2 separate regions of the Homo sapiens genome follow, and region 2 is linked to region 1. A link is an interaction called in ENCODE POLR2A ChIA-PET data of the cell type or tissue named here. Cell type or tissue: B cell. All regions are shown on one strand. Each heading gives the region's core, and the rest is flanking DNA. Links, peaks and the distances in the headings are about the cores only. Region 1 has its middle 65 kb from the start of EPHB3. Region 2 has its middle 26 kb from the start of MAGEF1.

Evidence for each region. Peaks named below come from ENCODE experiments on the same cell type or tissue, not always from the same donor. Only the 100,000 strongest peaks of a DNase experiment are listed, where the experiment ranks them.
Region 2: POLR2A ChIA-PET joins it to region 1 with 5 read pairs; 4 of 35 experiments call an interaction of 5 or more read pairs at or near these places.

Annotation. Positions count from the first base shown.
Region 1 is chr3:184,618,653-184,635,170 of GRCh38, reverse strand. No RefSeq gene overlaps it. Among named protein-coding and RNA genes, the nearest start is that of EPHB3, 65 kb to the right of the region's middle. RefSeq lists an enhancer at 4,769-5,440. In B cell, for the core only: no CTCF peak of the experiment used is centred there; no DNase peak of the experiment used is centred there; H3K27me3 peaks cover 702 bases.
Region 2 is chr3:184,678,243-184,694,760 of GRCh38, reverse strand. No RefSeq gene overlaps it. Among named protein-coding and RNA genes, the nearest start is that of MAGEF1, 26 kb to the left of the region's middle. RefSeq lists enhancers at 3,804-4,304, 4,305-4,805, 15,603-16,108, 16,109-16,518. In B cell, for the core only: no CTCF peak of the experiment used is centred there; a DNase peak (open chromatin) is centred at 6,880; H3K27ac peaks cover 606 bases.

The DNA.
Region 1 (16,518 bases), core at 9,104-11,603:
ACTCAGAGCTCCACAGGGGCATGGCTGCAGGAACTCCACCCTGACACCCTCAGGAGCTCCCAGGCCAGCTGGGGTGGCCCCACACCCGCACGTAGAAAACAATGTGGACAGCACAGGGCAAAAGAGTCAGGGCCCAGTGTGGCCACAGACTGAAAATCCCAAAGGAAGGGAGACACGAGTCAACATCAGGGAGGTTAGATTCAAGCTGGACAGGACTGTGTCAAATGGAGATGGCCAGAGAGGACATACGCATGACAGGACCCTGCCTGGCACAGGCGTCGAGGATGGACTCATTAAGGGACCCTGAGCTGAAGGGTAGTGGTTTCAGGGCTGGAATTAAAGTTTGTACACACCCTTGAGAGTAAAAAGATTAAAAACGATTCTCATGGAGGTATGTGTGGGGAGGCAGAAGTTTTCAGAAGTGAAGATGATATCTAAATTGGATTCCAAATCCACTCAAGGTGAAGGAGAGGGAAAAGCTATTTCAGGCTAAAGAGCCAGCAGAGAGGAAGGGAAGGGCTCAGAGAGAGTGGTGGGAGGGACATGGGACAGAACGGGGGCCCTGGTGCGGCACCCCAGGGCTCTAGACTCTATCTGCAGCTGCCAGGGGAGCGTTTTGAGAAGGAGAGTGACACTATACGCTTTTATTTATTTTGGCTTTTTAATAAGTTACTGGCAGCTGTCTGGAGAAGGGATGGGCAGGAAGGGAGACTGAGGGTGGGAAGAGCAGCTAGCAGCTCCTGCAATAGTCCTGGCAAGAGCCGAAGAGGGGCCTGCTGGGGCTGGGTTCATGGGAGTGGGGACAAGAGGACACCTTCAGAGCACCTTCTGAGGCAGACCAGAAAGGGTGGGGCAAGGAAGAAGTGGGGGTTGTCTGAAGCTTCCGACTTCGGGACACCAGGGAGAAGGAGAGGTTTGGAGAAAAAGACCAAGCACCTTGGGGTTGAGATGTCCACGGGACTTCCTGGGGTGGAACTCCCTCCTTTCCACTCAGGGCAGCTGGACATAAGATATGGAGGCCTACAAGTGGCCCGGGTGGCAGAGAGAGGTCTAGGAGTTGGTGGTTCCTGAGGCCAAACAGAGGCTGAGCTTGGGGCCGGGCGAGGTGGCTCACACCTGTAATCCCAGCACTTTGGGAGGCCGAGGCGGGCGGATCACCTGAGGTCAGGAGTTTGAGACCAGTCTGGCCAACATGGTGAAAACCCGTCTCTACTAAAAATACAAAAATTAGCCAGGGGTGGTGGCGGGAGCCTGTAATCCCAGCTACTCAGGAGGCTGAGACCAGAGAATTGCTTGAACCCAGGAGGCGGAGCTTGCAGTGAGCCGAGATGGCGCCGCTGCACTCCAGCCTGGGCGACAGAGCAAGACTCTGTCTCAAAAAAAAAAAGAAGCTGAGCTTGGGTCTGATCTATTATGGCTGGTTCCAGCTCCAAAGCAAGAAAGGGGTACACAGTCACTCCAGAAAGCCCTGAGTCCACTTCCCCAGTGTCTTCTCACCCACAGCCCCACCTTCCCACACCCTACACACACACACACACACACACATATGCACACACGTGTGCACACAGAGAACCGGATCAGCAATGGCACCCAGTGTTTCAGGCCAACCAACAAGCATTTTCAAATGCAAATTCCCTCCTTCCACCCCCACTCGTTCCTCACACAACTGCTCTCTGAGCAGCTGGGGGCAGAGTCGGGGAAGGGGGGGATGAGGGGCAGCAAAAATAAATCCCATTTTCTGCTCCTTTTCAATGCTGGGCAGCAATCCCCTGCTGCCTCCCCTCCCTCTCCACAGATGGGGGATTAGACTGGCCTCAGGTTCGGCTCTGCCCGAGGGGAGGGTGACAGGCAGGGCAGGGGCTGAGCTGGGGAGGGGTGCAAGTGTTCAGTGACAGGGCTAAGAATAACAGCTTCCATCAGGCCTGACGCCCTCTCCCACTTGCCATGGCTCAAGTTGTTCCTGCGTGAGGGAGACAGACAGACAGATACAGGGCTGGGTGTATCTGTGCATGAGACAAAGACCAAAGCTGGGGGTGCAGTTGTAGGGGACAAGCTGGCAGGCAAATCGCATGGATGTGACTGGGAGAGGCTGGAGACAGAGTGACCGACCCATGTGACAGTGAGATGGCAAAGGAGGGAGAGCATGTTCCATGTGTTTGAGTGTGTGTGTGTCAGAGGCTGTGTGAAGGCCCTTGTGAGAGAGGCTGTTGATATGTGGAAGAAAAGGCCGCAGGCAGGAGCAGGTGGGCAAGGCTGGGTCTGAGCATGTGGGCATCCTCAGGGCATTTATGAGTGACCGAGATGGGGGCAGCAGGGGCGGCCTGGCAGCAGATCTTGCTCTGCTGGGGCTGGGAGGCCTCTGTGCAGGGCAGTCAGGTGGCGGCAGAGAGCGCCGGAATGCTGCCTTCTTCTGTCTGAAGGGCAAGTGGGGAGGGAAGGTGTGTGTGCACGTGGGTGTGTCTGAGGGTGTGGACTCAGTGAACAAGTGTGTGCTGCATATAAGGGTGTGTCTTGTATTCGTGTTAACTGTGTGTCTGTGTGAGAGTGTGTTAGGGTATGTCTCTCTTTGTACATGTGTGTACAGTTTATTTCTGAGTGTGTGTGCTTATGAGCATTTGTGAATGAATGTGTGTCTGTGTGTGAGTGTGTGTAGATAAATGGGCACATCTGTGGGTGAACATGCATGTGTATATATGAATGTGTATACATGAGTGTGTACATGTATGTGTATGTGTGTGTATGAGTGTGTGTATGAATGTGTGCATATGGCTGTGTGTGTCTGTGTGTATGTGTGCTTAAGAGTGTGTGTGGGGGCTGGGAGCGGTGGCTCACGCCTGTAATCCCAGCACTTAGGGAGACCAAGGCCGGTGGATCACTTGAGGTCAGAAGTTTGACACCTGCCTGGCCAACATGGAGAAACCCCATCTCTACTAAAAATACAAAATTAGCTGGGCGTGGTGGCACATGCCTGTAATCCCAGCTACTCGGGAGGCTGAGGCAGGAGAATCACTTGAACCCGGGAGGCAGAGGTTGCGGTGAGCTGAGTTCGCACCATCACACTCCAGCCTGGGCAACAAGAGCAAAACTCCATCTCAAAAAAAAAAAAAAAGAGTGTGTGTGTGTATGCATGCTTAAGAGTGTGTGTGCATGTGTGTGTAGGCACACGATGGGATCCCCAGGCCCTCAGCCTGCCCAGCCGCCCTCACTTGCCTGTGGCACCCAGCAGCTGGTGAGGGACTGTGCAGCCGGGTCTCTAAATCCATCTCCTGGTTTCCAGTGTAGAGCGAGCTAAAGATCAGGGCCACGGGCAGGAGGCTGCCTCATTCTCCTCCTTTCCAGGATGGAGCAGGAAGAGCCAGTGCCAGCGTTCCGAGCTTGCAGTGAACGCACCCAGCCGCCCGCCTCAGCCTGCAGTCATTAGCTGGCAGTGCAGCGATGCCTCCGTTTACTGACAGCATGTGTTCGGGGAGGGGCATACCATTTGAATTTTTGTACGTGAATCACAAACGCCAGGGGAGATCCTTAAAACAGACCTAGACCTACGACAGACCATTTCTCCTCCAGCCAGCGCTTCACGTAGCGTGTGGCGCCCTGGCCTCGTCCAAGCAGCTGTCTGGGAGGATGGCTTCTTCCCCGGATTTGCCCAATCTGGGCCCTCCGCCTTGACTTCAACAGCCAGTGAGGGTCCACCTCGCCCAGGTATCTGCCCATCTATAACATCACCTAGAGGGGTTCTTTAATTCAGGACCTTATGAAGCCAACTAAATGGTTCGTTGAGAATGACTAAACTCCACCTTGGAAAGAAAATCATAAACATTCTACTACCTGGCTAAGCCAAGCATGATTACATATGGAAACTATGGACGCTACTCAGTGGGATTTTTGGTATTAATTTCCAATTTCCTCTTCACTGAGGAACTGATGAAAACCCAGTCTCTGCGCTATCCAGGCTAGAGTCAGCTTCTTACATTGTCCGTCTAAACTCCACTGCTTCTGGCCGCGGCTTCCCCACTCCGGCTCCATGCTGGCTGCTCCTGAGTTCAGCTTTGGCCCTTAGTCTCCAAGGGGGCTCACTGGGGGTTCACTTAAGTACAACCTCTGCCCAGCATATTAAGGAGAGCCTCCAGCGGCCATTCTGTATGCACATGCCAGCCGCCTGCTGTCACGAGGAGTGCCTCCCCCGTGGGCTCCATGCTGAGCTCCTGCGCTCTGTCCCAGTCCTAGCACCTTGTGTGCTGTTTGCCAGTTTCTGGCCTGTTCTTCCTGCTCCTCGTAGGGATGCCATATTCTGCGCCCGTGGAATAAAGGCAGATGCGTGTTATTCCCTGCTTTGAGCAGGAGGCTGAGAACAGCTTGCCCCTTAGGTGGGAACAAGACACATCGGAGCTTTCTGTGTCATTCCCTCCCTCTGCTCTCTCGCCGAGGGGGCTGCCAGTCCATGAGCAATGTCGGGGGACTCCACTTCACCTCCGCATCGCATGAGACAGCAGCTCCAAGCGGGACCTAACTCTGCAGAAGGGTCTAGAACAGGGTTTGCGGGCAGGCACACCTCAGTTTGACTCTCCGCCCTGCATTGTGTCTTTGGGCAAGTGGTTTATTCTCTTGAGCTTGAGTTTCCTCATCTATATGAAGGTATATTCACACCTTTCTCAAAGGGACAATGAGAGAATGTATTAGCAGATAAAGCGCCTGCACCTCGTAGGCATTTGGAAACCGGGCTCATCGCTGTGACTACTAGACTGACTCAGGGGAGCCTGGACAGCATCCTGTGTTTCCCAAGCGTTGGAGGCGCATCAGAGCCACTTGGAATGCAGCTTAAAATGCAGATCCCTGGGCCCAAGGCTTTTGCATCAGTGCGTCAGGCCTCAGGCCCTCCATCTGCCCCGGCTTTGGAGTGCCAGAGCTACTTGTGGGAAGGCTGGGCTACCCCAGCCTCCCAGCCCCTTCCTGCATTTATTTCAGAGCTACCGAGGCCTCAACGTGCATAGGGCTCCCAGAGAAGCTGTCCCAGGTGAGGGCCAGATTGAGTTTGACATCGTCGTTGCCAGAGAGCACCCTGGCCGCCGCTTTGGTTTTGATTACAGGCGGCCCGGCACCGGGCTACTAGCCATGGCCTCTTCACCTGAACTGCCGGCATGAGGCACAGATGCTAATCACACGGGTAAGTACTTGCAGATTTCCCAGGAACAACAAAAATAATTTGTTTGCTCCATGGCTTGTGAGGAGGGAAGCTGGGCGCTGGTGACTGGGTGGCTTGTAGATTAGGCCCATGGCCTTTCACCTCCTCCTCCCCCTGCAGGCTGATGCTCCCAGCGGTGCTGATTAGAAGCAGGAGAAATTAAGATCCCCTTCTCACTCCCTACCCCCGACAGGCGGGAGAAGGTGGGGGAGGAGAGAGGGGCTCGGCTGAGAGGCTAAGCCAGGCTGCAGACATGTAGCCGCGGTCCTGCCCGTGCAGCCTGGGCCTGTGGAGACAGTAGGCCGTGAGCAGGAGGCGGGGGCCTTCTCCGCCTTCCCTCTGAGCGTGCTCAGCCTTGCTGTCAGTGCTGAGTGCGATGCCAACCGGCACCTTTCTTGGGGTCACAGCAGCTCAGTCCTTCTTTAGCTGAGCAGGGCAGGAGAGGGACAAGAAGGGATCACTCAAGGGGCTGCTGGGACTAGGGCTGCTAAGATCTCACAGAACTGTTGGGATTAGGGCAGCTGAGAACTCACGGGGCCGTTGGAACTAGGGCAGCTGGGATGGGTCACCCCCAGCAGCCCCAGGTGGTAGCCTCCGGGGCCTGATTATTATGGGGGGCAGAAGCGGCACCCTACCCAGCTGAGAAGAAGGTCAAGCCATCTCCTAGGTGTGAATGGCGCTATGCAAGAAGAAAGTGAATGTGGAAATTAGTCAGAGCCCATCTGCCCAAGAACAACAAGAATCTCTCTATGAGAAGTCAGTCATCAGGCTGGAAGGACGGCAGCGTCCTCCCTCCTGGCTTCCTTCTGCCTGGGTGTAAGGAGGAGGGCAGGATAATTGCCATAATTATTATTATTGTTGTTAGCTCTTATACTTTTATGTGCCTTAATGGTTTTTACATACTAATGGTCACTACTTATCAACGGCCTACTGTGTGCCAGACAAAGAAATCGGGGCTCTGCATGTATGATCTGGCCTAAAGGGTAGAAATCACTAGGTCCCTGTTACAGAAGAGGACACTGATGCTCAGTGAGACTACATACCTTGACTGAGATCAGAGAGGAAGATGCAGAAAAAGGATGTGCAACCAGGGCCCCCTGTCTTCCCCTCGTGTCAGGTGACAAGCTGTCCTTCGATGGGCTCTTCTCCGGAGGCCTGCAGGGGCCAAGTCACAACCAGAAGGCATCCAAACACAGGTGAGTGAGGGGACTGGGGGTACATGTCCCCTAAAGCAGTGCAATGATGAGCAGGCTTACGGGGGTTCCAACCTTATTCTGGGCTGGTGGAAACACCCTCGGAATAAGCTTGCTATGCTGCTGAGAAGAGGGTCCTTCCCAGGCCTCACACCGCTCTCTCCCTTCCTTCCCTGCCTTAGGCTGCAGGTGGCTATGGAAGGGAAATGGAAATTGTCTGTGCAGGGTAGGAACCTGGCCTCCCCCCAGTGCAGAGCTGGATAATTACACAGGTAAAGGGTCAGGGTAGGTGCAGGACCTGCTCTGCCAGTAAACTGGGGGCAGGGGTGAGTGAGTAAAACAACACTGTGTCCCTCCCACCATCAGCTCTCTGTGGCCCCTGGACTGACTTCTTTCTTTCTTTCTTTCTTTCTTTCTTTCTTTCTTTCTTTCTTTCTTTCTTTCTTTCTTTCCTTCTTTCTTCTTTCTTTCTTTCCTTTCCTTCTTTCTTCTTTCTTTCCTTTCTTTCTTTCTTTCTTTTCCTTCTTTCTTCTTTCTTTCCTTCCATCCTTCCTTCCCTTCTTTCCTTCCTTCCCTTCTTTCTTTCCCTTTCTTTCTTTCTTTCTTTCTTTCTTTCTTTCTTTCTTTCTTTCTTTCTTTCTTTCTTTCTTTCTTTCTTTCCTTCTTTTTGAGTCAGTTTCACTCTTGTTGCCCAGGCTGGAGTGCAATGGGGCAATGTCGGTTCACTGCAACCTCCACCTCCTAGGTTCAAGCGATTCTCCCGCCTGAGCCTCCCAAGTAGCTGGGATTACAGGCACACGCCACCATGCCCAGCTAATTTTTGTATTTTTAGTAGAAACAGGGTTTCACCATGTTGGCCAGGCTGGTCTCCAACTCCCGACCTCAGGTAGTACACTCGCCTTGGCCTCCCAAAGTGCTGGGATTACAGGCCTGAGCCACCACGCCCGGCCCCCCAGACTCACTTTCACACTGTATCCATTTACATCTTTTCATTCTGGTTTCACTAATCAATAGGCCTGTACAATCCCTTCAAAAATTGTTGAAAAGCTGCTAGTTTTGGAGAATTTGTTCAAGGCAAGTAACTTCTGACCAGGGCCCACCCCCTTCCACCTCTCTCCTTCTGCCCCTGGGCCGAAGACTTCTACCTCTCAGCCGTGGAGAAGGAGGTCTCTCCTGACATCATTCAGCCTGTCTGAGATGACCCTGTTTGCCCATATTTGTGTTCCTTCAAATTAAGGTGATTCATTAAACCTCTGGCAGATTTCATTTTTATTCCTTGATAAGAACTTTCAAATAAATATATTCAGCCATGGAAAGAATCCTTTGACAGAGCCATGTCCTAATTTTGGCTCGGGTACTGTAGTTGTCAAGTTGTCAGCTGGGAATGTGCAGGAGAGACCGGGGCTGCTTCCCACCCCCACCCCCCACCCCCACACTGCAGACTTTGTGGGAGGGAAGTGAGCAGGTTGACCTTGACTCTGGCTACTTGGAGGGATGCAGGGGAGGTCTGGCTCTACCTCCAGGGGCTTAGGAGCAGCACCAAGGTCTCAGCAGGCCCTGCAGTCCCCAGAGCCTGGAAGAAGACGTTCCTTCTTTCCCCTGGGAGCCTGTTCAGAACGTGCTAAACCCAGCCCCAGAGTAGCCTAGAGTTGCCTGCCCAGGGACAACCCCCGTCTGCAATTTCTATTCTGAGCAGGGCAGAACCTGCGTCACTCCCAGCATCAGGTGTCCACAGAGGAGGCCACATGCTATTGGAAGGCACCTTGACAGAGGCTCCACACGCTAGAGTCTATCCCCAGTTTTGCTACATGATGGGCTCTATTTATTTATTTATTTATTTATGTACTTTTGAGACAGAGTCTCACTCTGTCGCCCACGCTGGAGTGCAGTGGTAAAATCTCGGCTCACTGCAACCTCCGTCCTCCAGGTTCAAGCAATTCTCCTGCCTCAGCCTCCCGAGTGGCTGGGATTAGAGGCATGTGCCACCACGCCCAGCTATTTTTTTTGTATTTTTAGTAGAGACGAGGTTTCACCATATTGACCAGGCTGGTCTCGAACTCCTGGACCTTGTGATCCGCCCGCCTCGGCCTCCCAAAGTGCTGGGATTACAGGCATGAGCCACCGCGCCCAGCCTGTGATGGGCTCTTTGCCACACCTCTTTGAGTGTTCAAATGGAAGACATTTATTAGGCCCTTACCATGTTACCAGATTGGCAGTTCTAAATCTTCCAGCAACTCTGGCATCCCTATTTACAGGAGAAGACTGATACTCAGAGAGATTAAGTGACTAAGACCATACAACTGGGCTGGGTGCGGTGGCTCACACCTATAATCCCAGCACTTTGGGAGACCAAGGTAGATGGATCACCTGAGGTCAGAAGTTCGAGACCAGCCTGGCCAATATGGTGAAACCCTGTCTCTACTAAAAATACAAAAATTAGCTGGGTGTGGTGGCACACACCTGTAATCCCAGCTACTTCGGAGGCTGAGGCAGGAGAATTGCTTGAACCCAGGAGGCAGAGGTTGCAGTGAGCAGACACTGCGCCACTACACTCCAGCCTGGGTGACAGAGTGAGACTCCATCTAAACAAAAAAAAAAAAAGAAAAGAAAAAGAAAAAAAGACAATACAACATACAACTGGTAAGGGAAAGAGCCAGAAATGAATCCAGGACTCTTGGCTCAAAATTCTCTTGAGACCTCAAAGGGAGCCAGCAACAGTGTATCTTGAACACAAGGTCCTTTTTCAAGCTGCTCTTGAAAAAACAAACAAGGCTCAGGGACTATAGAAGCAGCTCTCAGACTCTGAGGGCTGTTGGGAGCATCCAGCATCAGAAAGAGGATTCCACCCACACTACAGGTGGGCAGGTGGTAAATGTCTTGAGCTGTGGAAATCCAAGTCACCAGTTCCGAGAGAAAACTTAAACTCTATCAGGACGGGAATCTGAATCCCAGGTGCTATCTGAGAGAGACAGGGCAAGGTGGTGGAGCCTTGCCTCTGTTAGGAAGCATTTGACTGCAAGTAACAGAAAATCTGACTAACAAGGGTTTAATCAAATAGGGAGGATAATTACCCCCCCAATTATCAAATAATGATTATCAAATAATCAAATACTTCTCCCACATAATAAAAAGTTAGAGGTCGATGGTATTGATTCAGCCACTCAAATGGTGATATCAAGAAACCAGGGTCTTTCTGTCTCTTTTCTCTCACCCTCCTGTGTTGCCTGTTTGTGCTAACGCTTGTCCAACCCTATAGGTGTCATGTGGCTGCCGCAGCTCCAGGCATCACATCTGCATTCAGGGCAGGAGGAGGAAAGAGAGATGGCATCAATGACATTTTCCCCTTTAATTGGGATATTAAAAACCTTCAACTTCCTAGTTCAAAGATTTAATAAACTGGTTAAAAACCTGAAAGGAAGGAAAGAATTCTTCCACGAGCCCAAAATGGAGTCACATGGTCACTTTTAGCTGCAAAAGAAGCTGGGCAAGAGATTATCTGGCTTTTACCTTCTATGGTGGGAGAATAACATGAAAGAAGGAGACTGTGAACGGCTTCTTAGTTTGCCAACCAGCAGAATCTGCCATAAAATTCTACATCTTGGCCGTGTCATGGTATTCAAAGGATAAATTGCAGAAGTCTGTCCTGGTCAATGCACCTTTATACATGCTGTTTCTTGGAATTGGGACCCCCATTCAATTTCTATACCTCTCATATTTGCCTAACAAAGCCCTCAGTGTATTCTGAAACTACTTTTAGAAGCAATTTGGCAACATGTTTCAAGGGCCATAAAAGTGTTCATAAATTTTGACCCAGTATTTCCACTTCTGAGAGTTTATTTGTTCCAAGGAAATAACCTAAAAGCGGGGGGGGAAAGACCCTACATGCTCAAGGATGTTCATTGCAGCATTAGTAATAAGAAACAACCTAAACAGCCAACAATAGGGGAATAGGTAATTAAATCAGAAGCACACTCACTGGATGGCAAATTCCATAGTCATTAACAGATGATGACGATACATATCACTTAGTAATGTAAAAAGAGGCTGTGATATGATGTTATACTAAACAACAACAACCAGCCAGGCACAGCAGAGCACACCCGTAATCCCAGCTGAGGAACCTGGGGCAGGAGGATCACTTGAGCCCAGAAGTTCAAATCCAGCCTTGGCAACATAGCAAAACCCTGTCTCTTGAAAAAAAAAAGAAAAGTGTGTGTGTGTGTATATGTATATATATATATATATACACACACACACATATATACACACACATATATATATACACATGTATATATACACATATATATATACACATATATATAATCAAATGTATTATTTGGATTGTATACTTAAATGATAAGTGTCTTGTGGACAAAGAATTGAAGGGAATTTACAAAAGTTGTTGGGTTAGGGCAGTGAAATTATGGGTGAATTGTTTTCTCTCCATTATTCAAAATTTCTGTGATGGTGTTATGTAGTTTTCAACATAATTGAGGTGGGGTTTAGGATTAAAATTATCCTGCTTTCAAGTCCCAGCTCAAACGTCACCTGCTCTAGGAAGCTTTCCTTGCATTTTCCAACCACATCTTTTCTGAAGTTTGTTTATTTATTTATTTACTTATTTATTTATTTATGAGATGGAGTCTTGCTCTGTTGCTCAGGCTGGAGTGCAGTGGTGCCATCTTGGCTCACTGCAACCTCTGCCTCCCGCGTTCAAGCGATTCTTATGCCTCAGCCTTCCGAGTAGCTGCCACTACAGGCACACGCCAGCACACCCAGCTAATTTTTGTATTTTTGGTAGAGACAGGGCTTCACCACGTTGGCCAGGTTGGTCTCGAACTCCTGACCTAAGGTGATCCACTTGCCTTGGCCTCCAAAGTGCTGGGATTACAGGCGTGAGCCACTGCGCCCGGCCTCTGAAGTTCTTCTTTTGCTGGACCATGTACTCTCCTGGGGCCATATGACCATGTCCAATTCTCCCTTATTCCCAACCCATGATAGGCACCAGGAATCAAGAAGGCCACACGGCACAGGCCAAGAACCCAGACTAAGAGCCTAGTATGATGGAGGTGGCGAGGGGTCAGGGATGGGGACAATCAGGAACAAGGCACAGGATCTAAGTTACAGGTCCAGGGCACCGGCAGTGAGTAGGGCTTGAGAAGTAGAGGCATAAAGCTGCCAGGCATTGAGTGACAGCTGGTCTTTCAAGTTATTTTAAATGCATTATTATTATTACATAAGTACAACACATATACATACGCACTGTAAAAAAGTTAAATAGTTCAGATAAAGCCCCCCTTGGCTCTCACACAGTCCCAGTCGCCTCCCTAGGGAGTGTCAGTTTGGTAGGTACCTTCTAGAGTATCTTTTCTCATGCACGGTTGTGAAGTGCGCATCCATGTTTATACAAACAGATCCATATTGTTTTGTGACCTGTTTTTCTCTTGTAATGAGACCTTTTCATTTCAGGATATAAAGGTCTCTCTCATTGCTTGGTCCCCAGAAAATCATTACTAGTGTACACATTCAAAGATGTATTTAGGGCTGGGTGTGGTGGCTTACACCAGCACTCTGGGAGGCCAAGGCGGGTGGATCACCTGAGGTCAGGAGTTCGAGACCAGCCTGGCCAAGGTGGTGAAACCCCATCTCTACCAAAAATACAAAAATTAGCCAGGTGTGGTGGCACGTGCCTATAGTCCCACCTACTTGGGAGGCTGAGGCAGGAGAATTGCTTGAACCCAGGAGGCGGAGATTGCAGTGAGCCAAGATTGCGCCATTGCACACCATCCTGGGCCACGGAGTGAGATTTTGTCTCAAAAGACAACAACAACAACAACAGAGATGTATTTGGCCCTTTCTCTACCGAGGAACATTTCAGTTGTTTCTGATTGTTCACATTTCCATCACTACTGCCACGACCCGAAGTGAAGGCGGCCCCTTGTACACTTGGAGCGTTTCTCTCGGCAGAGATTTGGAATTGCTCTTGCGAAGAGTTTGGGTGTTTTCCACTTTAGTAGGTACCGCCAGATCACACTCTGCAAATGCCAGGACAATTTCCATTCTTACCAATGGTGACGAAGGTATTCATTGCCCTTAGATTCTTCCCAACCGTGGCCATTGCCAATCTCTTTTATTTTTTATTTTATTTATTTATTTATTTATTTTTCAGATGGAGTCTTGCTCTGTCCTCCAGGCTGGAGTGCAGTGGCAGGATCTTGGCTCACTGCAAGCTCCGCCTCTCGGGTTGACACCATTCTCCTGCCTCAGCCTCCCGAGTTGCTGGGACTACAGGTGCCCACCATCACACCAGGCTAATTTTTTTGTATTTTCAGTAGAGACGGGATTTCACCGTGTGTTAGCCAAGATGGTCTCGATCTCCTGACCTCATGATCCGCCCGCCTCCGCCTCCCAAAGTGCTGGGATTACAGGAGTGAGCCACCGCGCCCGGCGCAAATCTCTTTTAAATTTTGCAAATCTGACAGGTGAAAACCATTAACTTGGCGTTATTTTTACTTGCATTTCTTTGATTACTAGTGAGGCTGGGCACGTTTTCATATGTTTATTGACTATCTGCAGTTCCTCTTAGGTGAATTGTCTATTCCATTCCCAGCACCCATTTTTTCTTTGGGGTTGTTTATCTTTTGCTTGTTATTGTAGGAATTCATTACAGATCCTGAATATTAATCTTTTTCTGTTGCATATGTTCTAGATACCTTCCAGTCTGTCACTTGTCTTTTAACAGTATTTACAGCGTCTTTTGTTATACACCAGTTTTGAATTTGGACATAATCAAATTTAGCAATCTTTTCCTTTATGGTTTCTGTGTTTTGTGTCTTGCTAAAGGAAGCCTTTCCTACCCCAAGGTTATAAACAAATTCTCCTATATTTTCTTTTAATAGTTTTATAGCTTTGTTTTTTTCACATTGAGCTCTCTAATCCATCTGGAATTTATTTCAGTGAATGGTGTGAAGCACGAATCTAACTTTATGGTTTTTTTCCACAAGGATAGCCAATTGTCTCTACAATACTTGCTGAAGAATCCCTCTTTTCCCGATTGCTTTTTTCTAGCTTTATTGAGGTCTAATTGACAAATAAAAATTGTATATATTCAAGGCCTACAACGTGATTATTTGATATACATTACATTGTGAAATGATTACCACAATCAAGCTAATTAACACGTTCATCACACAGTTACCTTTGTGTGTGTGTGTGTGTGTGTGTGTGTGTGTGTGGTGAAAACACTTAAGATCTATTTTCTGGGCCAGGCATGGTGGCTCACGCCTGTAATCCTAGAACTTTGGGAGGCTGAGGCGGGCGGATCACGTGAGGTCAGGAGTTCAAGACCAGCCTGGCCAACATGGTGAAACCCCATCTCAACTAAAAATACAAAAATTAGCCAAGCATGGTGGCACGCACCTATAGTCCCAGCTACTCAGGAGGCTAAGGCAGAAGACTCGCTTGAACTCGGAAGGCAGAGGCCACAGTGAGCCAAGATCGCACCACCGCACTCAAGCCTGGCTGACAGAGAAAAACTCCATCTCAAAAAATAAAAAATAAAAAACAAAAGAAAAACCGATTTTCCTAGCAAATTTCTAGTATACCATACAGTATAATTAACTATAGTCACCATGCTATACATTAGATCCCCATAATTTATTCATCTTATAACTGAAAGTTTGTTCTGCTGCTTTTAAATGCTACTTTATTACACACTGAATTCCTCTTAATGCAGAACCCCTTTTTCAGCTCTCTGTTCAGTGACATTGATCCATCTGTCTTGTCTCAGGCCAGCACACGATTTTAAAGAGTACAGCTTGGTAGTGTTTTGATATCTGATAGGGGAAGTCTCCCCTCATTGTACTCCTTTTTCAAATATTTTTTGTTTATTGCGACACAGTTACTCTTCCAGATTCGTTTTAGAATGGCCTTGTTAAATCTCTCCCCCGCCCTGCCCCAAAAACCCTGTTGTGATTTTGCCTGGCATTACTTTTTGAATTTAAAGAATTATTTGGACAGAGCTGACACCTGCACAGTATAAAGTGTTCTCACCCAATGGCTGCCTGTTTGCTTAGGGCTTATCATCTGTCTCAGGCCTGAGTCTGACTCAACCTCCCTGAGCCCCGGCTCAGTCATCTATGACACAGGAATACTATTTCCTGTCCCAGAGTTGGCGGAGGATTCAGTGAGAGCAAGCGTGAGAAGCACCTGATGGTGAGCTTCTAGAGGGCAAGCCTCTTCCTATTTAATTCTACAATCCAAGACAGGGAGTTCTTTGAACAGCCCCAAAGGGAACACAGTGTTTGTATTTAGGTAGACTCAGGGGCTATGGGGTGGAGGCAGGGGCCACTGGCATGGAAAAAGCAAACAACAAGCACATCAATTACTGTGTTTGCTACTTTACATATATTATCTCATCATATCATTTGTCCTCAGAACAAGTCTGTGAGGTAGGTACTGTCATCCTCATTTTATAGCTTAGAAAAACAAGACTCAGACAGTGGCCTGTCTGGACTCCGAGTCCAAGGCTCTAACAAGTTACCACCTGCACCCTCTGTCTTGCCTAGTTTGGGAGCTGATGGGAGCCTCTCCTTGTCATAAATGGTCCATAAGTGCTAGATGGTCAGCTGCTGCCTGTCCGAAGTCTAACAAGCCTAGAGTAGATTTAGCCCCCAAGATACCCACAGGAACATACAGCACTCAGCAGGATGTCCAGCCCATATGAGGAGCTTGTTGAATTGCGTGGAGACAAAGTTGAAATGCCATAATGTGAGTGCTCCAGATAGTGCAGGGATTGCTAGCTGCGATCAGAGGAAGAAAAGAGCTACATGGGCTAGGGAAACCGGGGAAGGCTTCCAGAGAATGTGGGACTGGAACTCGGCCCTGACAGAGAGAGAGGATTTAGACAAACAAGAAGAGAAGAGAGGATTCCAGAGTCAGAGTTAGTATAATGATTGCAGGTGAGCCCAATGGGCAGGATAGGCAGTAAGAGTAAGTAGAGAAAGGCATTTCCTGATGACCGAGGGCTGGCATGGGCTGGCAGTATCTCCAGGCTGGAGCAAGGCTGGGAGGCTGGAAAATCATGGACCTGATATCTTTTAGGCTCATTTAGCTCCCCACAGTGTCTTAAGGTTAAGCTTCACTTTCCACGTACAGCCCCCACAGCCAGTTGCCATGACACCAAAACATACAGACCAGCCTGGGAAGTCAGCAGGGAGGGGCAGGAAGGGGCTGCTTTCCTCGTGCCCTTTGTCTGCCCCACACTACATCCTGACCCTGTCTCTCCACCCTAACTTTGTCTCCCCATCCCATGCATGTGTGTGTATCTGTGTGGGCACTCAGGCATGAGCTGTGTGGCCTCGGGTGAGTCCCTCAGCCTCTCTGAACCTCAGGAGGCATAGGTTTTCTGGTATGTGCATATTCTCCTGGTCACAGGGCAGTCCACCTTGCTCCCACTGGAGACAGAAACAGCCTCACAGCATGGCCACTGTTAACACCCACACTCTGAGAGGAAAAGAGAAGAGAACCTAGTATGTGCCAGGTGCTTTACAGACAGGTTGCCAGGTTGAATTTGGAGGGTTAAAAATCAAAGCACATTAGTTCAGGTCCTGTAAGAAGCCAGATCCCAAGACAAGATTAGATATGCAAGAGATTTACTGGGGAAAATATCTGCGAGGGGAAAAGGGAAATGAGCCAGCAGAGGCGGGAACTTTCAGACCAGGCTGTGGGTCTGACCCTTGCCAGGAAGAGGGAGAAGGAAGGAGGGTTGGATGAGCAAAGTCTCAGACTCAGCACAGCTCTAGGAAAGTTCCGGTCAAACCAACTGGGAGTCCTTGAGCTAACGATGTCCTCAGAGCAGCCCTGCATCTCCCAAGATTGGTCCTGTCTTAGCGCCCCTGCTGTGCTCAGCCTTGGGTGGCAGGAAGCCCATGGGAAGCATGGCCTTAGGAGCCGTGGCCTTGGTCGATGACACTCCCAGCAGTAGGAGATCTGATGGGGCATTTTCATGGCTGCCATCCAAAGCAACGTGCACACCACCTGCTTGATACTGACATGATTTAAGCCCAAGGGAGGTCACATTTTGAGGTATAAAGATGGTGAGTTTGGGAAGACCAGGTTGTGGGGCTCCTCTGTTACTGACTGTGC
Region 2 (16,518 bases), core at 5,875-8,374, 63 kb before region 1:
TGGGAGTAGACACTCTGAGTCACCTTTTTAGAGAACATAACCAAAATCATGGGCTTTCTCCTTGGGAGACAGTCTAGAGCAGGGAGAGCGGGAACGGGACTCACCTCTCTTCTCACTCTGCAGGAGGAAGCAAGAATGGTGGGAGTCCTAAGCGGATCACTAAACAATGCAGTTCTGCTCCCACAGTTGCCTGTTGAGGGCTGGTCCTGGGTTTACCTTCTAGATCCACTTTTACAAGTGACCTGGGGGATTCTGGGAGGGTCTCAGCAGGGAGCAGCATGGCCAAGATGTCACAGAATTGGGAAAGAAAAGCTGCAAGTTGGTGTAGGTGGGTGTCAGCAAGGGGTGGCTGAGGATTCTTTGTGTGCACTACAAACAGAACTGCAAGCGAGAGTCACGCTGCAGCTGGAGAGACTCATGACAGACCTAAGCCAAGGCTTTAACGGGCCAACTCCTAGGATTCCAGACTGAATGACCTTTTCTCTCTATTAGTGGGCCTCCTTGCTCAGAATGGAACAGGCAATGAATGCCACCTTTAGTGAGACCTGAGATATCTCTACAGCACAAGGCACATCCTGGGGGGAGGAGATTATCACCTGGGGAGAACCCACACATTTAGACCTCTCAGACACATGGGACACCCCACCCAGACACAAACACATACTTGGTATATACATGCAGAAACAGCTCCACCAACTCCATAGGAAACATGAAGAAAAAACATCGTTTGGCAACTATCATGTATCAGGTATTTTGCTTAGAGCTTTCCAAGCATTTGCATATTTAGTCTCACAACAGTTGTGAGAGAAAGAGATTATTTTCCCATTTTATGGAAAACCAAGGCTCAGAAAATATTTTGCCCAAGATCACATGCCTGGAGAATGGCAGATGTTTCCTGACCCAGGTCTGCCTGGGCACGTATGTGTTATTCTCCATTCCTCGCCTGTGTGTGCACCGTGGACTCATACACACAGCACTTACCCATCCCCTCCGGACACGAAATTCCCATCGACCTCACATTCCTCGAGTGCACGGATCTTCATTCTGTTCACAGGTGTATCCCTAGCATCTAGAACAGTGTCTGGCACATAATCCACACTCAGTAAATATCTTGTTGCTGTGTGAATGCACACACACACACACACACACACACCCTTCACATACACTTACATACACATACAATCTAGCATCTGAAAGGAGACCCCTGCTGGGAGAACCAGGCCTTCCCGGCTGCCCCCACTGGCCTACTCCTGGAAGGGAGGCCTCACACCATCAGGCCACAGCTGGTCCCCCAGTCTCCTTCCTGGAACAGGCGACCAGCTCTCTCTCTAGCCTTAGGAGGGTCCACCTCCTTCTTTTTTTAGCTCAGTGAAAACGAAGAGTTTCTCTAAAACATCTTTGCTGAGAGAGAAAGTAGAAGAAAATGAATCAAGAGACTATAAGCACTTGAGTGGGTGAGTTTACAAGATTCTTATCTTAAGCGATCCTGGCTGGGCTGCTGGAGCGATGGGCTCACGGAGACCGGGCCCTGGCTTGGATGCTCTGGCCTCATTAACTCAGAAGTGAAGGGGGTGGGCACAGCTGCTCAATCTGGGAGATCCTCTCTTCCTCCAGATCCTGCTGCCGCTCCTGCTCTCAGGCCATAGACCCTTCTGCCATTGTGGCCTTGAGCTAATTGCAATTTTATACCCTCCTTGCCATCTGCTGTGCCTTAGGCTGTAAACCAGGCAGCTCCAACCCAAACCATTCAGTTGGACTGTGTCAGTCCCCTGCTGAAAACCCCAGCAGTCTTCGTTCCTTCCTAGAGACCCAAGGCTCTGCCTGGGGTGACTCCTGCCTGGAGCCGCCTCATTCCACTCCACTCCTTCACTGGGTCTCCAGCTCCATTTGCAAAGCAGTTCTGAGTGATTTACCAGAGCCTAGGAAATAATCCAATCCTTCTCACACCCCTGCAGCCCCTGCCACCAATACACAGACACACACACACACACACACACACACACACACACACCCCAAGCCTTCCCAAGGCTCTACTCATTCAGACACCTCAGATGACTCCAGATCAGACTCTGGACCAACATGTCAATATCGCCAAGGCCTCTGGATTAAAATGTAAATTCCTGAGCTCTCCCAAGATCTGCTGAAACAATCTCTGCGGTGAGGCCCAGAAGCCAGCACTTTTAGCAAGCTGGGGAGCAGTGCTCACACTCCAAAGTCCAAGAGCACCACCCCGAATCTAATAATTCCACACACATCCCAATGCATATATAATAATAACAGCTAAAACATTTATTGAGCACTTACTATGTGCCAGGAAGTATTTTCACGTATTAACTTGTTTACCCTCACAGTGGAGTTGGGGGGCATGCTGTTATCCCTGCTTCACAGCAACTTGCCCACGTTCACACAGCCAGTTGGTGGGAAAGTCAGGAATGGAACCCAAGTCCCGTGGCTTTTGAACCTCCATACAGCCACCACACTTTTTCTAGTACACATAAGGGTACACCCATGCGGACTCCAACACCTACCACACACAGGACCCCACCCCTCAGATCTGCTCACCAAAGGGAGCCCGAAGTCCAGGGTGTTGTAAAAGGCTCCTGGTTTCTCTTTCACCCCAAGTCTGGCCTACTCGTGTCTGAGCTGAGAGCCAGCAGCCACAGCCAATGGGGCCAGGGAGTTGGTGAGCTGCGGCTCCAGGACTTTGGCAGCAGCCACAGGCCCCCAGGCCCAGCACTGCCTGCCTCAGTGAGTGTGCCCACCACAGGCCCTGACTGCCAGGGGCCCTGCACCCTGCCCGCCGGCCCCCCCTGCCCAGCGTGTCCTGGCTTCCCGAGACCTGAGCCCCCTGACAGGGCCCTCCCGGAATGCTGCAGTCAGAGAGCAGATGTGCTTGCAGCGCTCTCCAAAAACGAGTCTTCTTAGGAATCCTGCCATGGGGGAAAGGCAGGGGTTGGGGGAGGGATTGGAAAAACAACCCAAATACCATAACACAGAAAAGCAATCCAAATAAAAAGCAGCAACTGTGTGTCTGGAAGGAATAAACTGAGGAGGAGAGGCGCGGAGTTGTGCAGCGTGGCCGTGAGGCTGCCAGCCCTGGCAGCCCGCAGATGGGGGCTGGGCAGCAGCTGCCAACAGGCCACGGGGCTGCTCTGGCCAGGGGCTGGGGCACTGGTGGAGCAGAGTCTGGGCTGACTCGGGGGCATAAGGCGTGACTCGCAACCCGAAGCTTCCTCCTTCCCGGGGCTCCGGGTGCTGCCTTCGGCAGTCCCCAGTGGGCCACAGAGAGGAAGTGTGGTCTCAAAGGGGGCTTTTGGAGCCCCAGCCACCCCATGACCTATCTGGAGGGTTCTTCTCACCCTTCTCCACCTAAAGGGTCTGCTTGAGACCATGGAAAGAGCCAGAATGATGCCCCTTCACACTGGCATTCTGAGCATAGGGCAGGCGGCAGGGGTCTCACAATAAGGCAGGGGAGCCCTGACTGTAGAGGAGAGAGTGGGAACAATTTATTCTGGGGCCACAGAATGCAGAATCACAATGCTGGGGTTCCCACCCAGCCCTCTCCTGACGAGCAGGGTGACCTTAGGCAAGTCACTTACTCTTTCTGAGCCCAAATCTCCTCGATGTCAAATGGGTACAATGAAGTTTTCTCTGCTCACCTCAGGGTAGAACAAGACTGATAATGATCGTGAGAAGCATTTGGAAGCAGGAGCTGCTGTCAGCTCCCGCTGTCCTTAGAAGCTGGGTATGAGGTGCAGAGCCGGGCGTGTATCGCACCGCGATGCCTGTGTTTCTCTGAAAGAGGTGTCACTCCCATTTCACAGATGAGAACCGTAAGGCTCAGGGACGTTAAGGAACTCTGAGAGCTGGCAGATGACAGAGTTGACTCTGGAGCCCATGTCCTCTCTCCTGAGCCACATTGCTGGAGGGGAAAGTATTCTGATATTGCAGTCCAGTGGGCAGGAATGGGCAGTGTCACCACTGGTGAGCCCAGGGAAGAGGCAATGCCTAGAGCCCGGGCAGAGGAGACTGGCTGGGAAGGCTGGCAGCTGGTGGCAGGAGCCCTGTTTGGGCTCGGGCCTGGGTGAGAGGCTCAGTGGAGTGAGCTGTGCCCAGACCTGGAGGAGCCGAAGTCCCCAGTCCCCTATGAAGGCCTGGAGGCTGGCACACCAGCCGGGGTAGCCAGGAAAAGGGCAGCACCCAGGTGACAGAGGGTGTCAAGGCGCTGTGAGGAATTGTGATACAGGTCAGGGCTGAGGAACCAAGCAGGGAGCACATGATCTGCGAAGCGAGGCAGCGCAGCACCAGAGTGTTAAGAGAGGCGGGAGGAGCTGCACCGTCGATGGGGCCAACATGAAGAGAGGCCTAGGCAAGTCCCCGGGTTGGCCCAGGAATAAAATCCACAGCTGCTGCGGGGCCCTCCTCTCACATCACCTTCCTTCACTGCTCCGGGAGGAGGAGGGGGCTTCTCCAGGCCTGGGCTCGAGCACAGAAAGCAAGTCAGTGGTATGTCACAGGATGTGGAGCTGAGGAACGGGGTTTTAAGATGTACTTATGAGCTCTGTGACCTTAGAGTACACACTTACCCTCTCTGTGCTCAAGAGAGCCAAAACCTGGGCCAGGTGCAGTGGCTCACACCTGTAATCCCAGCACTTTGGGAGGCCAAGGCAGGTGGATCACCTGAGGTCAGTAGTTTGAGACCAGCCTGGCCAACATGGTGAAACCCCGTCTCTACTAAAAATACAAAAAATTAGCCAGGCATTGTGGCGTGCACCTCTGATCCCAGCTACTCGGGAGGCTGAGGCGGGAGAATCGCTTGAACTTGGGAGGCAGAGGTTGCAGTGAGCCGAGATTGCGCCATCGCACTTCAGCCTGGGTGACAGAGTGAGACTCCGTCTCAAAATAAATAAACAAAGATAAATTTTTTTAAAAAGCCAAAACCTAGACAGGAGCAAAGCCGAAGGTGCTTTCCCTCCAAGCCCCTGCCTGTTACCTCCTCCACGAAGCCTGTTTCTCTGGCAAAGTGAGTGAGCGGCTCCCTTTCCAGCGCCCTGTAGTGCCCCGCATGTCTCCCACAGGCCTTCCAGGCAGTTGTGACCGCTTCATTCTGGCAGCAGGTAGCAGAAGCGCATGTCTGTTGCCCCATCAGGGCTGTGGGCATCTTAAAGGAACCCCAGCTGGTGCCTGACAGAGGGGCTGGTAAATGCTTGAGAAATGGAGGGACTAAATGAACAGAATTTTATTGGGGAGCTTCCTAAAGGTAGTGGTTGGATCTTTAAGGAGTTGATGTTTTTGGATCATACTTTTTCTTTAAAGAAATCAAAGCTCTTTCTCGTTCCCAATGCTTGGTCTTAGCCGTACCCGTTTCTAAATGTTAGAATTCTCTTAACAATGTTTATTTATTCATTCCACAAATGTTTCTTAAGCATATACTATGCGCCAGGCTAGAAAGCAAAATCTTAGAAGACATGGCCTCTGTCCTCAAAGATGTAACTATGAAGTGGCCAGAAATGGGTGCAGACAAGCACGTGGATAATTTTAAGCTATGACCCTCTGGAGGATTCTATAGGAACCCATGAAGGAGGCTCCACCAAATCCATCCAGGAGGGACCAAGGAAAGACAAGGCTGCCACGTGTGGCTGCACAGGTCGTGCACTGCACAAGCCAGGATACCTCTTGGAGTTGTGTGATGCGGCGGTCTAGTCCTTCCAGGCCAGGAGCAACTGAAGCGCTGTTGCTGCCCCCACCCCAATGCCCAACCCCATCCATCTATCTGGTCCCAGAGCATCTTTCCCCTCTGGCTCCTCTCCTCAATAAAAATTCCTTTGTCCGACCTTCCAGAGGTTTCTTTAGAAAAACTCTCCAGTAGTTCTTGCTGTCCCCTTTCTCCTGCCAGCTCTATAAAGCAAGCTGGCTCCTCTCAGAGATTTACGTTTTTGGGGAGTGTGAGTCACGGGGAAAGAACTCTTTCCACAGCTTTCTAACCTTTGATGTGACCTCCAATACCCTGTGGCTAATACAGAGTGATCTAAATCTCACAAAGCTCATACACACAAGAGCTGCACTGCATTGGGCCGTGAAAAAGGCCTCTGGCTAGCCAGCTCCTGCCACCAGCTGGAGGAATGTTCTCCATTCCCACCTACACCAACAGCCCTCCTCCAAGATCCTTCCACTCTCCTGGCAGCTCCTGCAGGGGCAGTGGCCCAGGGCCCCAGTGGCTGGGAGAGAAGGTTTGCTAAGCCCTCCCCCGACCCCATGTCCCACCAGTCCATAGCTGGACCCAGAACCTCAGCTCCTCCAATTCTGGCAAGAAAGGCCTCAGTTGTTGAGCAAGAGAGAGAAAGACTGGAGAAACAGACATCTAAAATACAGCCTCCTTGATGAGAAGAACAGCTGGGACCAGAAAGATGCTTGTGAATTATGGGTGACATGACTGTTGAGGTCATGCCTGATGTGGACACAGGCGGCTATGGGCCTGGCTCAAACTGAACTTTCTGGAGGTTTTCCTGCAAAGCAGAACGATGTAAGTGAAATCTACTTTTTCCATAAAAATGATGGCTTTTTGAAGACCAATCCATCAGCAACAAATTTAATGAGCTAGAAATGACATGCCTGCTCTCCACACACTATACCTCTTTCTCAAGCAGGATACAGAACAAGCAAGGCAAGGTGGTAACTAATGAGATAATATCAATGAAACGCCTCGCCCAGTGCCTGGCCTATAGTAGGCGATCAATAAATGCTCACTGTTACTATAATGTTTTATTTTACTATTTGAGCAATCCCTGAGAGAGGAACTGAGTAGTGCAGAGAGAGGGGCTATAAAGTTTCCAGGAACTAGTCTGAGGGCCTGCCTGCCCGCGCGCCCGGGGAGGGGCCCGGGAGACCTCCGGCTAGGGTTTCACATCAGGAAGTTGGCTGACTGCGCAGAACGACACTTGCGCGCTACTACTGCTCATGCTGAAAATAGCACCACCACACAACCGGCCACAAAGGCAGGGGGACAGGCAGTGGCAAAACCGAAGTCATGGCCGGCTTCAGGATACTCAGTCTGGGATGGATGCCCTTTCCTTCCTCCCTCCCCTCCTCCCCATTCCCCATAGCAATCTGGAAGTCAGAGGGACTCAAAGCATGTCTTTGTCACTGGGTTTGGGCCCCACAGGCTGTGGGGTCCTGGGCCACCACACCCTCCCAGGGCAGGGAAATGGAGCCTGGGCTGGCTGCCAGCAACCTTCTCCTGGTCTCCGCAAACCCGCCCCATCCATCCCTCCCGTTCTAGGAAGTAGGCCACATGGACATTTGACCCAGACTCAAGTCAGGAGAGGGAGTTCCTTTCCTGCCCCTCTGAACACTGCGGGGGTCTTGCACCCTGGAAAGCCTTTTCAGAGGTTTCTCTTCTCCCATGGCCGGGATGCATCAGAAGGGACACAACAGCAGGAACCTTGGTTCTCTTTCCCGAGGGTTGAGGCTGGGTTGTGGGAAGGACTAGGTCATATTCTGCTGGGCAGCCACCTAAGAGGCCCCAGATGTGGCACCAGCTAATCCTCCGTACTCTCAAAACACCACCTTTGACATTGAGGCATCTGCCTTCTCAGCCTGTTAATCTCTTACCCAATACCCGGGGAAGATTACCCACTACGAGTGCAGTGGCGCGATCTCAGCTCACTGCAGCCTCCGCTTCCTGGGTTCAAGCAATTCTCCTTCCTCAGCCTCCTGAGTAGCTGGGATTACAGGTGCCCACCACCAGGCCAGGCTAATTTTTTTTGTATTTTTCGTAGAGATGGGTTTTCGCCATCTTGGGCAGGCTGGTCTCGAACTCCCGACCTCAGGTGATCTGCCTGCCTCAGCCTCCCAAAGTGCTGAGATTACAGGGGTGAGCCACTGCACCCGGCCTCTTTTTTTTTTTTTTTTTTTTTTTTTTTGAGATGGAGTCTCACTCTGTTGCCCAGGCTGGAGTGCAGTGGTGCGATCTCAGCTCACTGCAGCCTCCACCTCCCGGGTTCAAGTGATTCTCCTGCCTCAGCCTCCCAAGTAGCTGGGATTACAGGTAGTCCCACCATGCCTGGCTGGTTTTGTATTTTCAATAGAGACAGGGTTTCACCATGTTGGGCAGGCTGGTCTCTAACTCCTGACCTCAGGTGATCTGCCTGCCTCAGCCTCCCAAAGTGCTGGGATTACAGGCGTGAGCCACTGAGCCCAGCCTCCCCTACCACCAGTCTTGTTTCCCCACCTCCCTTTTAGTGAATTGCTCCCTTTCTCTACTGAACGGAGAACCAAAAGGACTTCCTTTGGGCATGTGCAGGGGCTCCAGACACAGGGAGAAGCCCCAGGAGGCTTCCTAGAGTTCATGTTTACTACACTTATGTTTAAATTCCAGGATTTGTGGTCAGGAGACATTGTTTTATCACTTACCTCTCATCATCATCGTCATTTACCCTTTAGAACCTCTGTGGCCTCATTTGTGAAATGGAGATAATAACGTCACCCACAAGGTTGTTGTAGAGAGGAGTAGATGAGGTACGAGAAAGTACTTTCCAAACTGAGGGGCCACATAATACTTATGATTATTATATTGCTGTGAGTTTATAAAAGCAGCCACTGTCCCTCAGAAATACCTCCAACGCTTGTGTATGTTGTTCAGGGAAACACTCCCAGAGCCTTCTAGACTGGAGACTGGAGTCTGTCCCCTAACTCTGAGATCCTATGGTGGGGCGTGGCCGGGGCTGGAAGGTGGGGAGGGGGCAAGGTCAGCCCCCTCACTGTCCTCATTCAACCTCCAGCAAGGACAGTGATTATAACCCCCTAAGAAACAGCGACATTCTCTCCCCAGGAAGAATGCACTTCTGAGGGATTACCTCACCCCTTCAGAGCCAAAGAGACACAAAGAAATGGCTAAATAGCCAGCCTGAAGTCACATGGCTTTCCCAGCCCCAGCCCCCCACACTCAGCCGTGAGAGCAGAGCATTAAAAGAGGCCAATCCCTAAAGTCAAGTCCAGGGTCCTCCCCCAGCCCCAAGAGCCTGGCTTAGGAGGGGCCAGGAAGACAGAGGCACCAATAACAGCTATTGTGTGTCGAGGCTGTTCAAGGTGCTTTATGTCCATTTTCTCTCCCTTGACCCAAATCACAGCCCTGTGAGACAGGAGTCATTATGTCATTTTCCAGATGAGGCTCTGACTGCATTTAATTTTCCTGAGGTTGTTCATTTAGTAAGTGGCAAAACTGGATGAGATTTGAACCAGGGTCTGATTGGGTCCAAAGCTCATGACCACTCCACCCACTGCCTGCTTTATCTGGGGACCAACCTAAAATGCCAGGGTGGGCAAGGCTATCTTCTGGGTGGGGCCTCCCACCACGCCGGGAAGAGGAGAGAGCCTCAGAGAAAAGGGAAAGTTGTTGACTCTCAGTGACCACAGTTCTGGACACCTATCAGCCCTGCAGGCACCAAAGACCATAGGGCTGCCTTTGCACCCGGCTGGGAAAAGGGTCAAGGTTGGCTTGCTCCAGAGCTGGGCTCTGAACCCAGGGGAGGCACTAGGAGCCCCATTAGGGGAAAGTACACCTGCTGCAGTGGTCTCCCACTTCCCCTCCTGCTCCCTGCAGAATGACAGGGACCTGTCCATGGGACCGAAAGGACCCTGTTCCTGGAGCACAGTTGGAGTGAGGATACAGCCCTTCTGTCTTCCACTGCCAGACTGGGTGTGGGAAAATCTGACCGAGTCACCACCCCAGAGCAGGGCCTGGTGGCCTTTCCAGCGGGCTCACAGAGCCTCCCACCTCTGTTCCTGTCCTCTTCTAGGAAGGTGTGGAGGAGACAGAAGATGAAGGAGTGCGGGTCAGATTCGATGGTTTTTGTTGGGATGGATTACCCCCAAAGGAATTTTTCTTTCCCTTTATTTAAGTCCTATAGACACATTACAGAAAATTTGGCAAATAAAAGAAATAGAATTACGTGTGATTTCACCATCATATCACAACTGCTGGGAACATTCTCATGTATTCCTCCCCCGCTCTCCTACCTCTTTATTTTCCTTTTTTTAGTGTTTAGTAATGGTGATTATGCTACTTTTAGAATGTGGATCGGATGCTGCCCCCACTTCGCGGCCATCATCCTTGTCTTTCCGTGCCACTGTGCGGTTTGCCCGTCCTCCTTCTGAATGGCTGCAGGTGAGTCCATCATGTGGGTGGAGGCACCTCTGACTTAAGAACATTTGTATTTGAAGTCTTACAAAAGTAGAAAAACTGAATCCCGTTTAGTCAAGCCTTTAACACACCACCTATTTTGAAAACAAAGCAATTACATGGACTCAGAGCTGGTCCAAAAAATCCAGGCAGCCCTTGGTGGTGGCAGATTGGGGAGGGGACCTGCAGGTGGTGGAGGCACTAGTAGGGTAGGGTTAGGGCACCTGCCACCCACCCAGGAGCCACCAGAGTCAGGTCTCTTGCCTTCTTGACCATGAAGGACCTGTGCTCTCAATAGTGTTCCTGGGTCAGAGAGTTGCTAAGAGAGACTGAGTGTGGGAGAATGATACATTAGAATCCAAGGAGCCTCTCTCATTCGCCCACTGTCCTTTTCAGAGCTGTCCTGTCCTTGTTAGAGGCCTGCCTGCGGAGGGCAGCCCTGAAACTCCCCTGGCTCTGAAACTGCTCGGCGCACAGCAGAGCGCAGCACAGACCCGAATCCTTATGGGCCCCGAGGCTAGCTCTCCAGCCTCTCAGCCTGCTTTTGGATACTCTCAAACAGGTACTCTGGGATGGAGGTGGCGGCACACCTGTAATCCCAGCACTTTGGGAGGCCAGGGCGGGTGGATCACCTGAGGTCAGGAGTTCGAGACCAGCCTGAGCAACATGGAGAAACCCCCGTCTCTCCTAAAAATACAAAATTAGCTGGGCATGGTGGTGCATGCCTGTAATCCCAGCTACTCAGGAGGCTGAAGCAGGAGAATGGCTCAAACCCAGGAGGCGGAGGTTGTGGTGAGCTGAGATCGTGCCATTGCACTCCAGCCTAGGCAACAAGAGCGAAACTCTGTCTCAAAAAAAAAAAAACAAAACAAAAATTAGTTGGGTGTGATGGTGCCCACCTGTAATCTCAGCTACTCGGGAGGCTGAGGCAGGAGAATAGCTTGAAGCCAGGAGGTGGAGGTTGCAGTGAGCCGAGATCATGCTACTGCACTCCAGCCTGTATGCTGTACGCCCAACCTGGGCAACAGAGCGAAACTCCATCTCAAAACAAACAAACAAACAAACAAAAAACAACTCAGGTACTCTGAGGTTTAGTCAGTATTTATCAAGGGGCTGCTGAATGCCTCATTTGAGAACTGTTGCAAACAGGAAGAAAGCACCCTACCCCTGGACGTGTAGATTCTTGTGACTGAATCACTGAAAGCAAAGGCAGCATAGTCTAGGGAGCAATGGCTGGAGTCAGGCTTGCCGGGGGGTTGAGTGCTTCCTCCTGGCTCCCCTCCACTGATTTAACAAGTAAGTTACTTTAACCTTTCTAAGCCTCAGCTTCTTCATCTGCAGAATGGGGTTAATCTAATTTACCTCGCCGAGTTGTGATAAGGATTAAAGATACTATACGTAAAGTGCCAGATGTTCAGGAAAGGTGTCCAGGTAGGCATTCAGGAAAGTTGGTTATCATTAAAGTAGCACAAAACACATGTAAAATGCTAAAGGGACAGCATATAAAGCACAGGGTCAGAGCATTGAGGGGTGAAGGAGCAACTGGTTCTTCTGGCGCAGGAATTCTCAACCCTTGCTATGCATTAGATTACCTGGAGCCCTTTAAACTATGCTGATGCCCAGGTCCCAACCTGACCAATTAAACTCACCCTGACTCCGATTAAGAATGGAGTCCGGCTGGGCGCAGTGGCTCACGCCTGTAATCCCTTCGGGAGGCCAAGGCGGGCGCATCACCTGAGGTCGGGAGTTCGAGACAAGCCTGACCAACATGGAGAAACCATGTCTCTACTAAAAATACACAATTAGCCAGGCATAGTGGTGCATGCCTGTAATCCTGACTACTCAGAAGACTGAGGCAGGAGAATTGCTTGAACCCAGGAGGTGGAGGTTGCAGTGAGCCAAGATCACGCCATTGCACTACAGCCTGCGCAACATGAGCAAAACTTTGTCTCAAAAAAAAAAAAAAAAGAGTCCACTCACGCCTGTAATCCCAGCACTTTGGGAGGCCGAGACGAGTGGATCACCTTAAGTCAGGAGTTCAAGACCAGCCTGACCAATATGGTGAAACCCCATCTTTCTAAAAATACAAAAATTAGCTGGGCATGGTGGTGTGCACCTGTAGTCCCAGCTATTTGGGAGGCTGAGACAGGAGAATTGCTTGAACCCTGGAGGTGGAGGTTGCAGTGAGCTGAGATCGCACCACTACACTCCAGCCTGGGCAACAGAGACAGACTCCCTCTCAAAAAACAAACAAACAAACAGAAAAAGAATGGAGTCCAGGCCTGGGCATATATATATATATTTTGTTGTTGTTGTTGTTGTTTGTTTGTTGTGTTTTTTTGTTGTTTTTTAATAGAAAACTTCCCAGGTGATTTCTGGGTGCATCCAAGGAGAACCAGTGCTCTAAAAAGTGTTTTGAAATGTGATTTGGAAAGGACAAGGAAGGAAACCAACACGTATTGAGTTAACTGCTCTCTGCTAGTAGATTTCACAGCTGTTGGCTTATCTCTTTCTCCTAGTAATCATCTGAAGCAGGTACTTTTAATCCCATTTGGAACAAAAGGAAATAGAGGTTTGGAAAGGTTACATACCAAATAGCACCGAAAGGGAAATCTGCCCACAACCCAGCCCAGGTACTTTCACTGCATGGTGCTCCAGAGCAGGCTGGCTGGTAGACATTACTGCAAGCCAACATGGGAGCCACATGGGTAATTTCACACATTCTAGTAGCCACATTTAAAATGTAAAAAGAAACAGGGGAAATTCATTTTAATAATATATTCTATTTAATCAAATATATCCATATTATTTTAACATGTAATCAATATAAAAATTATAAGCATTACTAATGAGATAGTTTACATTTCTTTTTTTTTTTTTTTTTTTGAGATAGAGTCTTACTCAGGCTGGAGTGCAGTGGCATGATCTTGGCTCACTGCAACCTCTGCCTCCCAGGTGTTCAAGTGATTCTCCTGCCTCAGTCTCCCGAGTAGCTGGGATCACAGGCGCCTGCCATCATGCCCAGCTAATTTTTGTATTTTTAGTAGAGATGGGGTTTCACCATGTTGGCCAGGCTGGCCTCAAACTCCTGACCTCAGGTGATCCACCCACCTTGGCCTCCCAAAGTGCTGTGATTACAGGTGTGAGCCACCGCGCCCAGCCTACATTACTTTTTTCATGCTGAATCTTCATTATCTGGGTGTATATCTTACAGCACATCTCAATTGGGATTGGCCACAAGTGCTCCATAGTCATGGGTGGTTGGTGGCTGCCATATTGGACTGTCTAAAGGGACGGGTGACCTGGAGCATCTTGAGCAGATAATAAGAGCAGGTGGTGGGGGCTGAGGACTTTCAGGCAGTAGGGAATAACCGCGGGTTCTTGAGTGAGAGAGTATCCTGGCACAGCGCTCTCACGCTGTGGAGTTTGGAGGCTGCCAAGGAGCTAGAACAAGAAGTTCAAGGACAATGAGAGATCGAAGGAGGAAACCCCAGCAGATGACCAGCCCCACAAGTAGGACTGGGAGCCTTGGCCCTTGCCCTCACCTGAGACTGGAGGAGACCCCAGACGGGGACTGTAAGTATGAATTTACCTCCATGGGGAGGTAGGCAGGTCACCTTGGCAGGCCCTGGTTGGGAGAAGGCTGTTGAGGACCCAGGGGCTGTTTTACGGTTCCTTTGGCTCCCCATTCACGGAAGCAGACTCACACCAGATCCCTCCTGCCTGCTCCCCCCACCACTCCTGCAGCCCATAAAGGGTAATGAAGCTGAAGTTAAAACAGTCACATGAAACCCACTCATTTGAAAGGGCACCTGCTTTAAAGGCCAAATTTCCTGAGCCCAGGTTTATACATTAAGCTACAGAAAGACCTAATTAATTCAGACCCCACTCACTCTGAATTTGGGATAAATTCTGCCTCGGGCTGGTCTGAAGTCTTTCCTTTTGCACTATCTATGAAGAAATGGTTTGCTAAGCAAATAAATAGTGCAGGCCAGATTACAGAGACAGGTCTGGCTTACTTAACTGTTTTTAAGAACTTTAAAAATCACTTTAGCAGCCTCATTCCCAGAAAGTTAATGAGATCATTACAGCTGGTCCTTATCTATTTATTTCAGCATTTCAGTTTTCCAAGCACCTTTATACCCATTAGTTAATGTGACCTGGGGTGGGGAATCCTGTTATTTCTCAGCTTCCAGCAACAGACTTAGTGCCTGGCACACAGTTGGTACTTAATGTTTGCTAAATGAAGGAAGTAGGCCTGGTAAACAATACTAGTCCCATCTTACAGATGAGAAAAAATGAGGCTCAGAGAAGTTAGTTATAATATATTCTGTCCTGGCCACAATGGCTTTGGGGTGTCCCTAGAGCTAGACCAGCCACATAGCTAGTTAGTGATGATATCAGAGCTTGAACCAATGCTGGTTGCGGGTTTCTCTCCACTCTATTACATGTTACCAGGGCTGCTGCTTGACAGCAGTTTATTATCTGAGTTTGAGGAACAGTCTGTTCTTAGGGACCACAACAAAAAAGTCCCATTTTTTTTTTTTTTTTTTTTTTTTTTTGAGACGGAGTCTCGCTCTGTCGCCCAGGCTGGAGTGCAGTGGCGCGATCATCTCGGCTCACTGCAAGCTCTGTCTCCCGGATTCACGTCATTCTCCTGCCTCAGCCTCCCGAGTAGCTGGGACTACAGGGGCCCGCCACCACGCCCGGCTAATTTTTTGTATTTTTTAGTAGAGATGGGGTTTCACTGTGTTAGCCAGGATGGTCTCGATCTCCTGACCTTGTGATCCGCCTTCCAGAGTGCTGGGATTACAGGTGTGAGCCACTGCGCCCGGCCCATTTTTCTTTTGTAAATTGCATTTTCCCCAGGGAAAGGAATCACTGCGTTCTGGAATGTGTGCCTCCGCACTAATCAGCAACAATCCCCTTCTGTGCAGCACCTGACTCTGACACAGGCCTCCTGACACCCGTGGCCCTTGGGATGTCAGGGCCAGTACAGGTCACTTTCCTCCCTGGGGTGGAAGAAATGGGGGCTGCTGCAAATCTATCTGGTCCTGGCTCCTCCGGGGAGTGCTTCCCGAGGCACAGGCCTCCCAGGAAGGATGGTCTTTGTCCTCTGGGTATACCCTTCCCCCACATCAGGGGAGCAGCCTCTGTGGGCTGGGTCTTTCTTGCCACTTATGGGGGGATAGGAAGAGGCCGGTCTCTGTCTCTCTGCCCTTTGTTCTGGAGGCTTGGCTGACTTGGAACACTGCGCAGGGAAAATTCCCTGACCGTGAGATCTGCAGGCTGCAGGGTCCCTGGGGAAGGCTGGCCAGGGGCTCTTTCGAGCTGCAGCTGGAAAGAGGGGTTGGGTTTCAGCGAGCCGGGCTCGGGGACGGCAGCCCGCCTCCCTGGCGGTAAGGGAGCTGGCCCGGCGAGCCAGCTGTGCCTGACAGCTTCCTGTCGAGAGCTGAGGGCCCACATGACCGCTCCCCACTTTGTGGATTAGGGGGCGAAAGGCCCAAGAGGGAGGGAGAGCAGGAGGGGCACTCAGGTGCTCTCTGGCCCAGCTGGGGATGGGGTGAGAAGCAGAGCACCAAAACATTTTTTGTGAAATGAATTCTGCGGGCTCCCGGTCACACGGTCCAGCAAGCTGGCTCGCCCTGGAGAGGGGGTGTGGGGCTGGGGATGCGGTGAGCCTTGGCACTGACTGGGGCCATGGACTGTTTGTTTAAAGTCCCCCTCCCTGCAACCTGACTACACACATCCCCACAGTGTCTGCCAGAGAGGCAATGTGGTAGCCACAGCGCTATGTGTTGAAGAGGAGATGGGATCTGGCCGTGACGCGGGAAAGAACCCAGGCCTGGATTAAAGGGCAGTGCACGCTCTGACCACCCTGGTCTCTCCCGAACTGGACCCCCTGAGCCAAGGGCAGCTGAGGCCAGAGAACTGGGCCTCCCACTGAAGCCGTCCTGACCAGGGATGCCAGGCCTGGCCTAGAGATGCCCCGTTCTGTCCAACAAGCGTTTATTGAGCACCTACTGTATATGGAAGTGTGCACAGAGATAAGTCAAACACAGCCCTGTCTTAAGGAGATACGCTTGAGATGATAAGCTCTGAGTATGACAGGGTGCAGTGCAGGCACACAGAGAAGCTTGGCACCCCAGGGTGCAGCCTTGGGGTTCACAGAGGGCTTCCTGGAGTCAATGATGCCTCAGAGGGAGGAGGAGGCCAGCAGGGCGGTGAAGTCCCTAAGGACCCAGTTTAGCAGTGGGTTTCTGGGGACAGTTGCAGATCCCCACCTCATAGGCAGACCTGTGCACACCTGCCCTGCCATCACCACGTAAGAGTGGCCT